Regions from separate parts of the Homo sapiens genome. Here region 1 is linked to region 2. A link is a loop called in an ENCODE intact Hi-C map of the cell type or tissue named here. Cell type or tissue: MCF 10A. All regions are shown on one strand. Each heading gives the region's core, and the rest is flanking DNA. Links, peaks and the distances in the headings are about the cores only. Region 1 has its middle 8.2 kb from the start of PCNX2. Region 2 has its middle 110 kb from the start of MAP3K21.

What was found. Peaks named below come from ENCODE experiments on the same cell type or tissue, not always from the same donor. Only the 100,000 strongest peaks of a DNase experiment are listed, where the experiment ranks them.
Region 1: a loop joins it to region 2, with 5 times the contacts of the local background. A loop is called at or near these places in 3 of 110 quality-filtered maps.

The regions. Positions count from the first base shown.
Region 1 is chr1:233,301,281-233,306,665 of GRCh38, forward strand. It overlaps a transcript of PCNX2 not described here. Among named protein-coding and RNA genes, the nearest start is that of PCNX2, 8.2 kb to the left of the region's middle. In MCF 10A, for the core only: a CTCF peak has its summit at 3,401 (motif pointing right); a DNase peak (open chromatin) is centred at 3,421.
Region 2 is chr1:233,438,579-233,443,963 of GRCh38, forward strand. No RefSeq gene overlaps it. Among named protein-coding and RNA genes, the nearest start is that of MAP3K21, 110 kb to the left of the region's middle. In MCF 10A, for the core only: a CTCF peak has its summit at 2,453; DNase peaks (open chromatin) are centred at 2,493 and 4,703.

The DNA of each region.
Region 1 (5,385 bases), core at 318-5,317, 140 kb before region 2:
GGGAAGAATTCATTGAGTAAAATAGCAGGCCAGTATTACAGAGAAGCAATTGGAAAGTAAAAGAGAATGTTGACCATTAACAGAGCTTGTGACTATCATATGCAAATGCTTTCTGAAAATAAAGGGAAAATGCTTGCCAACTCACTATATAAGGCAAGTATTTCCCTGATACCAAAGCAGATAAAGACATGACAGGAAACGAAAACTTGACCATGTATTATCCTGCCTTAACAAAAGCAAAAATCCTTAAAAACATATTAGCAATCTGAGTCCAGCAACATATAAAAAGGATTACATACTATGACCAAGTAGAATTCATCCCAGGAATTCAAGGTTGGCTTAACATCCAAAAATCAATTATATATTTGAGGGTAGCCCTAATCTGTGTGATGGAGGGCACCACAGATAGCTGCTACACTCTTGTACACCCTTTCTCAGAGATACTGGAAAATATGCTTCATTAAAAGGAAAGAATATACTAAGAAAGATAAAGTCACAGGACCAAGGGAACAAGCTTTTTTTTTTTTTTTTTCCAGAGTCTTGCTCTGCCGCCCAAGCCAGAATGCAGTGGTGCAATCTCAGCTCACTGCAATCTCTGTCTCCTGGGTTCAAGTGATTCTCATGCCTCAGCCTCCTGAGTAGCTGGGATTACAGGCATGCACCACCACCCCCGGCTAATTTTTATATATTTTTTTCTGGTAGAGATGAGGTTTCCATGTTGGCCAGGCTGGTCTCAAACTCCTGACCTCGGGTAATGCCCCCGCCTTGGCCTCCCAAAGTGTTGGGATTATAGTGAACCACTGCGCCCAGCCAAGAACAAGCAATTGAAAAGAGAGAAAGAAAATTAAAAAACAATCTCCAGGACAACAGTTCACAAAACAGCAGGCCTAGAGAATAACCAAATCAGATGAAGCATTGAGATAAATTTTGAATGTAATATCTTTAATAATTTTAGATCTAATTGATTTTTTTACTTCTTTTATCTTTTTGGTAAATATATTTTTTTCTAGGAATTTGTTCATTTGACTTTATTGGTATAAAGTTTGTCATACTATCCTCTTGTGATTTAATAAAAATGTCTATGCATTTTTATGCACAGTGGTCTGTGCCTTTTCATTCTTAAAATCAGTTATTTGTGCCATCTCATTCTTTCATGATTATTCATTAGGAATTTCTCATTTTATTTAGTCTTCTCAAAGAAAAAATTTCAGCTTTTTCATCTTCTTTATCAAATGATTTTTTTTAATTTTGTCAATTTATGTTCTTTATGTTTCTCTTGTACTGTGTCTCAGCCTTATTTGTTTTACTTTTTCTATCTTCTTGAGATGTATGCTTCACCTGCATTTTTTTGCTTCTCCTTCCATCATATATATATATATACAGTTAAATCTATACATTTTCCTCTAAGTATGACATTAGTTGCATTCTCAAAATTTCAATATATTTTACTACATTCAATTCAGAATATTTTCTAATTTCCATTAGGATTCCTTTGACCTATAGATTATTTCGAAGTATATTGCTTCTAAGTATGTATAGACATATATGAGCACTTCCTAATAATCTATATCCTCATTTAATTCCAGAGAACATACTCTTAATAACTGTCAGACTTGATTTATGGCAAAGAATATGATTAGTTTTGTAAATGTGTGTGTCAGCTTAAAAAGAATGATTTTTCTGCACTCTAAAAGTGCAGTATTCTGTAAATGTCCCCTAGTTAAATCTGCTAATCATTTGCTCAAATATTTTTCATCCTTACAGACTTTTTGTCTGCCTTTCTATCAGTTAATGACAGAGGTGTCATTCTTTTTAAGATTTGTCAAATACAAATGCACACACACACACACACAATGGACCATATTCTTTAACATAAATCAAGCCTCAATAAATTTCAAATAATTAAAATTATTTAGAGTTCAGAGGACTTTCTACAGAACTAAGTGAGAAATCAAAGATCATTATAAAATCATATATAGTCCCAGCACTTTGGGAGGCCGAGGCAGGCAGATTGTTTGAGCTCAGGAGTTTGAGACTAGCCTGGGCAACATGGAGAAATCCTGTCTTTACAAAAAAATACAAAAATTTGCTGGGTGTGGTGGTGTGTGCCTGTAGTCCCAGCTGCCTGGTGGGCTGAGGAAGGAAGATCCTTTGAGCAGGAGAGGTTAAGGCTTCAGTGAGCCATGTTCACACCACTGTACTCCAGCTTGGGCGAAAAAGTGGGACCCTGTCTCAAAAAATCATATATGTACATATATATCTATAAAGCCATTTATACATATTATATACACACTATGTTAAATTAAGTTTTTATATCTTTCTGAAGAAATGAACCTTTTATAATCATGCAGAATATCTCCAGGAATTTTTTTTTATTATACTTTAAGTTTTAGGGTACGTGTGCACAACGTGCAGGTTAGTTACATATGTATACGTGTGCCATGTTGGTGTGCTGCACTCCAGGAATTTTTAAAATTTAAATTCTATTCTATCTGATATTAATGCAGTCACCTCAGGGTTCTTCTGGTTAGTGTTTATATGGTTATATATTTTTGTATCATTTTACTTTTAACTTTTCTGTGTCTTTATGTTCTGTCTTCATGTTTGTTTCTTATAAGCAGCATATAGTTGGGATACAGTTTTTATTTGATCTGATAATCTTTGACTTTAATTAGAATATTTAGTCTGTTACATTTAATGCAGTTGTAATAGTACTGGATTTAATCATATCACGATTTTGAGTTTGTCTTTTTTCCACTTTGCTTTCTCTTGGCTTCTTTGGAATGATCTATTTTTTATTATTCAATTTTACTAGCTTAAAAGTCATAAACTCTTAAAACTTTTTTAAAGGGGTCAGAAATATAAAGTGATGCATTTCCAATAGAGGTGGAATTATACAGTGGACAGGATGGTGTCAGCACATGGGGGACACATATGAAGAAGTGGCACAGAGGAGCATGAGCATGGGGTAGTATTATTTTGTGTAGCAGTTAGAGGTAAAGCAAAGATTATTTATAATGATATGAGGATCTCACAGAACACAACTGAAAGAATGTGGAGGGGGCAGAGAAAAGGTAGGCTAATCCTCATTCAGTTAGCACAAAGAAGGGAAATACAGACGACAAAAAGACTATGTTAATGAGGAAATGCCTAATAGGTAGAATACTAAACCTTTACTCCAAGATAATTTGATATTTTCCCAAATGTGTTTACCCAAGAGTAAGCATAAAAAATAAATTACATCTTTTGGCTCTTTTAAGCACATATTATAATTCAGACAGTGAAATGTGAAATAGAAAATGCCAGTTATTATGAGATGAATAAAGGGAGGGAAAGGAAGGAAGGATGGGCAGAGGAGAAAGGGAGAAAAAGAAAAAGCAGAGTGGCTTTTACTCATTTGTAGCACTAGGTGGCACCAGAACACTGCTTAGAATGTAGTAAAATAAAATACGTTATTGGTATTGCAAAGCAAGGAAGGATTTTAACAGGGCAAATTCAATATTGCAGAAAGCTTGTTCCCCCAAATGACAGGTCTGCTTTTCACCTAATTACATTTTGTGAAGATCACCTTCATATCTTGTATGGTCAGTGTATATTGTATGTGTGTTTTGCATGTGACTATTATCATTTATTTTTAGGTTATTTTTCCTTAATCTTCTACACAAATTAGTGTTCCTGAATAACAGAATAGAAATAATGGAATATAAGGAATATTATGAGTTATAATTGAAGAACTTCTTCAGAAACAAAAGAGGACTTTAACTTACCTAAACATTCAATGGATATATCATTCCCCATCCCCAAAATGACAAAAACAATGATAATAATAACATGAAGAAAGGTTCTAGGGCAACTGACTTCTGTGTAGTAGAACAAGTTTCTTTATGGTATAAAAATATTTTGTATATAGCTCCTTTATTCTCATATTTGTTTTAAAAGACAAATCGTAAAGCAAGAATTACAAAACTATGTTGAAGGACTTATAATGTATAAAGATACAATTTGTATAAAAAAAAGCACAAAGGAAATGAGATAAAATGGAGTTATATTGTTAGTTTTTATATAATATTGAAATGAAGCTAATATTAATCTGAATTAGATTGTTTTAAGATGCTAATTGTAATCTCTAGGGCAATCACTAAAATATTAAATTTCATTTTATTTTTCTTTTATTTATTCTTTTGTGACAGGGTCTCACTCCATCACCCAGGCTGGAGTGAAGTGGTGCAATTATGGCTCGTGCAGCCTCAACCTCCCAGGCTATAGTGATCCTCCCCCACTCAACCTCCCAAATAGCTGAGACTACAGGCGTGTGCTCCCACGCCCAGCTAATTTTTATAATTTTTATATTTTTTGTAGAGACAAGATCTCACTAGGTTGCCCAGACTGGTTTCAATCCCCTGGGCTCAAACCATCCACCAATCTTGGCCTCACAAAGTACTGGGATTACAGGCATGAGCCATTATGCCCAGCCTAGAAACTAAATTTTAAAATACAGTAAAGGAAACACAAGAATGAACTAGAAAATATCCACTTAACAATAGAGGAGGCAGTAATGGAGGAAGAGAAAAACAAAAACACACATGACATATAAAAACAAGTATCCAAATGGCAGATGTAAGTTCACCTTATCAGCAATTACACTAAATGAAAATGGGTTAAACACTAAAATCAAAAGGCAAAGTTTGCCAGGATGAATTTAAAAACATGATCAAATGCTAGAAAAGACACACTTTAGATTCAAGGATATAAACAGGTGGAAAGTAAAAGGGTAGAAGAAGCAAACCAAGAGAGTTAGAGTGTTTTGTGGGCAGCTATTATTATTTATTTGTACTAATATCAGACAAAATAGACTTTGATACAACAGTTTTTACTAAGAAAAAGAAAAGCGTTTTATAATGATTAAAGGGTCAGTTCATTAAGAAGATAAAATAGTTATAAACCTATATGCACCCAACAACAGAACCTCAAAACGTAAATAACAAAAGCTGACAGAATTAAAGGGATAAGTTAATAATTCAACAACAATAGTTAGAGACTTTAATATCCTGACTTTCAATAATGGATCAAACAACTAGGCAGAAGATTAACAAGGAAAGAGAAGTCTTGGGCAACAACATGTAGATATCCAGTACTGGTAGCATGAAGCCCCATCTAAAATTTGGTTTGGATGTCAACACTAGTGACATCACACAAACAACACAAGGTTCTGAAAAAGCTTATTACTTAATCAATCTATCTGGGGAAAGCAGGGCACATCTTTAAGCAAGTCTGAAAAGGCTCGAAAGAGGACAAATATTTTTATTGGATTGGGAAATATACATGTTAAATGGCTGAATTGTATGGCATGTGAATTATACATCAATAAAGCTGTATTCAAAAAAA
Region 2 (5,385 bases), core at 219-5,218:
TCTTAATAACAGTGAGTTTTCTGGAGTAGGAAAGACTGGAGTCTGAATTCCAGCTCTATGTCATTTACTACTTTATCTTGGGCAATATTTAAAAGCTTCAAAGCTCAAATTTCCAAAATTTTTAAGTGAGTATGATAATAACAAAAATTTGTATGAAGTATTCATCACAGCGCTGGGCATTATTGAGGATAAATTGTTGAAAATTTTAGTTGCAAAATATTCCATATGCATAGAAATTTCTAGGAAAAGACCTATTCAGTCAAGTCAAGTTCCACTCAGCAGGAACTAAATTATACATGATCTCCTGGAAGGTAAGGAGCCCTAGAAACTGAGTTTCTGTGTGTAGATGGCTCAACCTGTTGCTGAACACACAGCAGGTGATTTAAGGACAATTACTGATGTCATGCGTTCCTCTTATCTTTTCCTCCACAAAACTCTAGTCTCTATCACAAGCAGAATGGACCTCAAGCTCCTTAATTTGACCTTCTAGACTGGCCTCTTCTGACCTTACCTTTGTTTCTTTAATGTCCTTGGAGAGCGTCATGTGTAAAAGCCTCATCTTCCAGGAGTCCTTCTCTACCAGATAAGGGATGAGAAGGTATCATTTCCTCTCAGAATCTCAGCACCTCTGGATCTGCACGTTCTCCAGTGCCCTCATGGGTGGGAAACATGGCTATATATATATATTTTGAGACAAGGTCTCACTCTGTTGCCCAGGCTGGAGTGCAGTGATGCAATCATGGCTCACTGCAGCCTTAACATCCTGAGATCAAGTGATCCTCTCACCTCAGCCTCTCGAGTAGCTGGTTCTACAGGAATGTGCCACCACACCTGGCTAATTAAAAAATTTTTTTTTGTAGAGATGGGGTCTCACTATATTGCCCAGGCTGGTCTCAAACTCCTAAGCTCAAGTGATGCTCCCACCTCAGCCTCCCAAAGTGTTAGGATTACAGGCGTGAGCCACCATGCCGGGCCAGGGCTGTATTTTAAGTACAGTCTCATTTTACTACAGTTAACTTTTCTTTTTAAAAATATGTATATTCCATCTATTACCTGCCATGCCTAAGTAGAAGCTACACATCTCAGGAAGCAGCTCACAGGCCCATGAACATTGAAGAGCTCTGTCCTTGCCTTCTGAGCACAGCTGCCAGAAAGGGGAGGGAAAAGAGAAGAAATTCAGTGTCCTATTTTTTGGGATTCTGAAGAAAAATTCCTGGGAAACCCACTTAATGCTGAATATTCTTGGAAAGGGCATCAATGAGTCATATTCACAACATCTGAAGAAAAACTGTTCCGTGAATCCAAAGAATGTACAAGTTGGTCAGAAGGCAAAAGAAAATAAGCATCTAATTTTCACAGATGCTTCATCGGGATGTGTTCCCAGGGGAAATTCCTGGGATTGGACCTGGGCACAATGGGCCATACGTGGTTTGTTTTATTTTTGTGTGTGCTTTTTGTTTGTTTCTTGGGACAGAATCTTGTTCTGTTGCCCATGCTGGAGTGCAGTGGTGCAGTCATAGCTCATTGTAAACTTAAATTCCCGGGCTTAAGCGATTCTCCAGCCTCAGCCTCCGGAGTAACTAGGACTACAGGCATGAGCCACCACACCTGACCAGTTTTTTAAAATTTTTTATAGAGATAGGGTCTCACTATGTTGCCCAGGCTGATCTCCAAGTCCTGGCCTCAAGCGATCCTCCTGCCTCGGCCTCCCAAAGCACTGGGATTACACGTGTGAGCCACTGCACCTGGCCTGTTTTATGTACGTTTTTACTTCCCGACTTTCCACTTCTGTCTCAGAGAACCTGAAAACCAACATTGGCTTAATATCTTTGTTCCCACAAGAAAGAAGCTAATAAATGAGTCTCGGTTGTTTAGGGATTTAAAGCTAAGTCAAGCTTTAAATGGTAGTGGTCTTGCTGGGCACGGTGGCTCATGCCTGTAATCCTAGCACTTTGGGAGGCTGAGGCAGGTGGATTATTTGAGATCAGGAGTTCAAGACCAGCCTGGCCAGCATGGTGAAACCCCATCTCTACTAAAAATACAAAAATTAGCCGGGCAGTAGTGGTGTGCACCTGTAATCCCAGCTACTAGGGAGGCTGAGGCAGGAGAATTGCTTGAGCCTGGGAGGCAGAGGTTGCAGTGAACTGAGATTGCGCCACTGCACTTCAGTCAGGGCGACAGAGTGAGACCCTGTCTCAAAAAAAAAAAAAAAAAGGGTAGTGGTCCTAACAGTAACCCCTACACCCTTTTCCATACGCACACAGGTTGCTTGATGTCTGATCTCAGGGATAAAGACTGTGGACAAAGGCAACTCTAACCCTCTAACTCTTCTCTCTCTCCTTCTCTTTCCTTGAAAAGCAGCTAAACCTTTCTCACTGCTCTGATAACTCACATAACTCCGATAACAGAGAAATTGGGTTTTTCCGAAACCAAGACTTTTAGATGTGGTCTATAGATGTCGCTGTTGGACTCATCTTAGCGGGTTTCTCTGCTTAAATGCAAGGTTTCCTGTGCTTCCTTGAAACAAGAGTTGTGGAAGGAATGGCGCCTTTGGCCTCAAGGCTAAGAGCTCTGCTGAATGCTTGCTTCGGAAAGGCTTTTCTCGGGAGGCTGACGTGAGCTTGTGATGAAGGCAAGAATTAGGTTTCTTTCAGTCCATGCTTCCTTAATTTAAAACAAGCTTGGCCCCTGCTGAACTTTCTGGTCTCTCACCCTCTGGGGCTAGAGGAATTACTGTGCAGTTCTCTTAATATGGAAGACCCTCTCTTGCCTCTAGGCCTTCGCCCCTGCTGTTCTCTCTGTGGGGCACCCCTCCTTCCTTTCCCCTGGATGACTCTTGATTGTCTTTTAGTACAAGTGCTCAAAGTATGGTGCACACACCAGCTGCTGGCCAGGACCCTTTGTTACTGGTTTACGACAAGATGAGCTTGTGTCAGAACCTAAGTGAACTAAATCTCTAAGCAGACCATTTATTTCAGTTCGTTCTCTTTTTTAGTGAGATTCTCTTGAAGAAGGAAGCAGTGTACTGATTTACGTTTTGACACAAGCTCTTGTCACAGCCTGGCACTTTCAGTGAGTCTGCCTTAGTACAGGGCTGAAACACTCTCCTCTGGGAAACCTTGCCCAGTCCTCCCTCGACCCTTCCACCTTGACTATGTTTGTACCCTCATCAAAACACCTGGCACACGGTTTTGGTAACTGTCTGTTTTCCCAAGGAGTTTAGAAGCATCTTTACATCATGGGTCAATTAGCTGCTGAATGGGCGGATGAATACATTTTCAATATCTTAAATTCAGATAATTTATTTAGTATAGGGTGAGAATTGTTCATGTTTTATGCAGTTTTGAATATTGTACTGTCTTCCTAATGTGGTAAAACTGGAGTCAGGTTTCTGAGATAGAATAGAGGTAGTTCTTTAAATTCATAACCCTTTCCACAAATACCATACAGAAGCTGGAAGGTTAAATCACGTTCACTTGAAAAGGAGACACCTACTTATTACCACCATTTTAAGTTGTAAATATGGTTGAACGTGGTGTCCAGGATGCTGGCTGTCTTATCCTAGTTCTTGGCTCTCTCCCATCTGTCTGCCTAGCTCAGCCAATTCTTCCCTCAGGGCTGTGAAAGGAGGTTAAGCGGGAGCAGAGGTTTTATCCTCCCTTAATGTTTCCAGAACATTCCTGGTTTCTTACTAAAGCCTGGATTTCCTTAAAAAAATCTGGAGTTTTGGGGGATGTACCAGGGACTTGCCAGAAGCTATCATTTCAAGAATGTGTTTGCTTTTCCCATTTTTTCCTTCCCTTGCTGGTGATAAGCCCCCCCGCTTCTCTAAGACAGTAGGTCACCCCGAGCCCCAGGTTTCAGAATGGTAACACACTCACTACCCGTTCTGTCAAAGCAGTATCTCCCCACCAAAACCAAAGTGGGTGAAAGAACATGAAAACTCCCCAAGAGAAAAACATCCATGGCTATAAAGAGGTCCTGATTCATCACATTCCTTAACCTCTGTCTCTTCACACAAATCTACGTGCTCATTTCTTCCTCCATGCTGTGTATATTCATCCAAATACTGTGTACGTGTCCATGTGCATGTGCCAGAATGCTTTAGATAAATACTACAGGTGCAGCCACAAAAATTGTTTTAATATTAACTCTCACTATCCCTGACCCTGGTTCACTACTAAGCATTTTTTTTTTTTTTTTTTCTTTTTTTTGAGGCAGGGTCTCACTCTGTCGCCCAGGCTGGAGCACAGTGGCGTGATCTTGGCTCACTGCAAGCTCCACCTCCCAGGTTCATGCCATTCTCCCGCCTCGGCCTCCCAAGTAGCTGGGACTACAGGTGCCCACCACCACGCCAGGCTAATTTTTTGTATTTTTAGTAGAGACAGGGTTTCACTGTGTTAGCCAGGATGGTCTCGATCTCCTGACCTTGTGATCCACCCGCCTTGGACTCCCAAAGTGCTGGGATTACAGGTGTGAGCCACCGCACCTGGCCACTACTAAGCATTTTAAGGCTAAAATAATCAGAAGAAAACTTGAGATGGTTGCTCTAGCATGTTAAGTGCTTCCTGGGTGGTGTTTCACTCTGCATTACATGACTAATTCAATAAATTTAATTTTCTATTCCAAGTTCCTCAGAGGAAACTCGCTTTCCTTCAGAATCAGCCTTCCAGCCAGGAGGATCCTGGATTAAAGTCAAAAATATGACTCAGTTGTTGGCAGCCTTTGAACTATTGCCAGAGGAGACTTTCATTAGCAACAATTATACAAATCTGACATTTACAAAGGGATTCAAAAATGCATAAAGTAGTTCCATTTCTATGACTTCACCTGATCCTTCAAAAGAGCATACATTTTCATCATTTTAAGAATGAAGAATTTGAGGCTCAGAGATTTCAGGTATTTAGCCCCAAATCTCACAGACAGTAAGTGGCTAGTCAGGACTTAATGGCACACATGCTGACTCTGGTTCTGGTGTCTTCCTCCCATGCCTTTGGCCTAGTGAAAGGCCATGAGAGGCAGCCTCCAGAAAGCCTCTGGGAGCCAATGAGGAGCAAATACCATGCTCATGACAGATGACCTCAACCTGTCCTTTCTTCCCCAGTCAGCCAGGGTGGATTGAAAGAAACTAGCTCCCCTAGGCTGCAAGGGCAGTGTCTGATAAATGTCACTACCATGGGCCTGGTGGGCCTTGACATGCACCTGCTTCTCCGGAGCCTAAGCAGCTCTCCGGGGATAGGCCAGAGCACCTGCACCAGCTAAGGCCAAGTCCAAAGCAGCTCTGTCTCTACAGCCTTCCTTTTCTTCCAATGACTAGGATAACAAAATGTGACAAACAATTACTTCCAATTGTCACTTGTCTTTAGTGTACAAGATGAGTTTAAG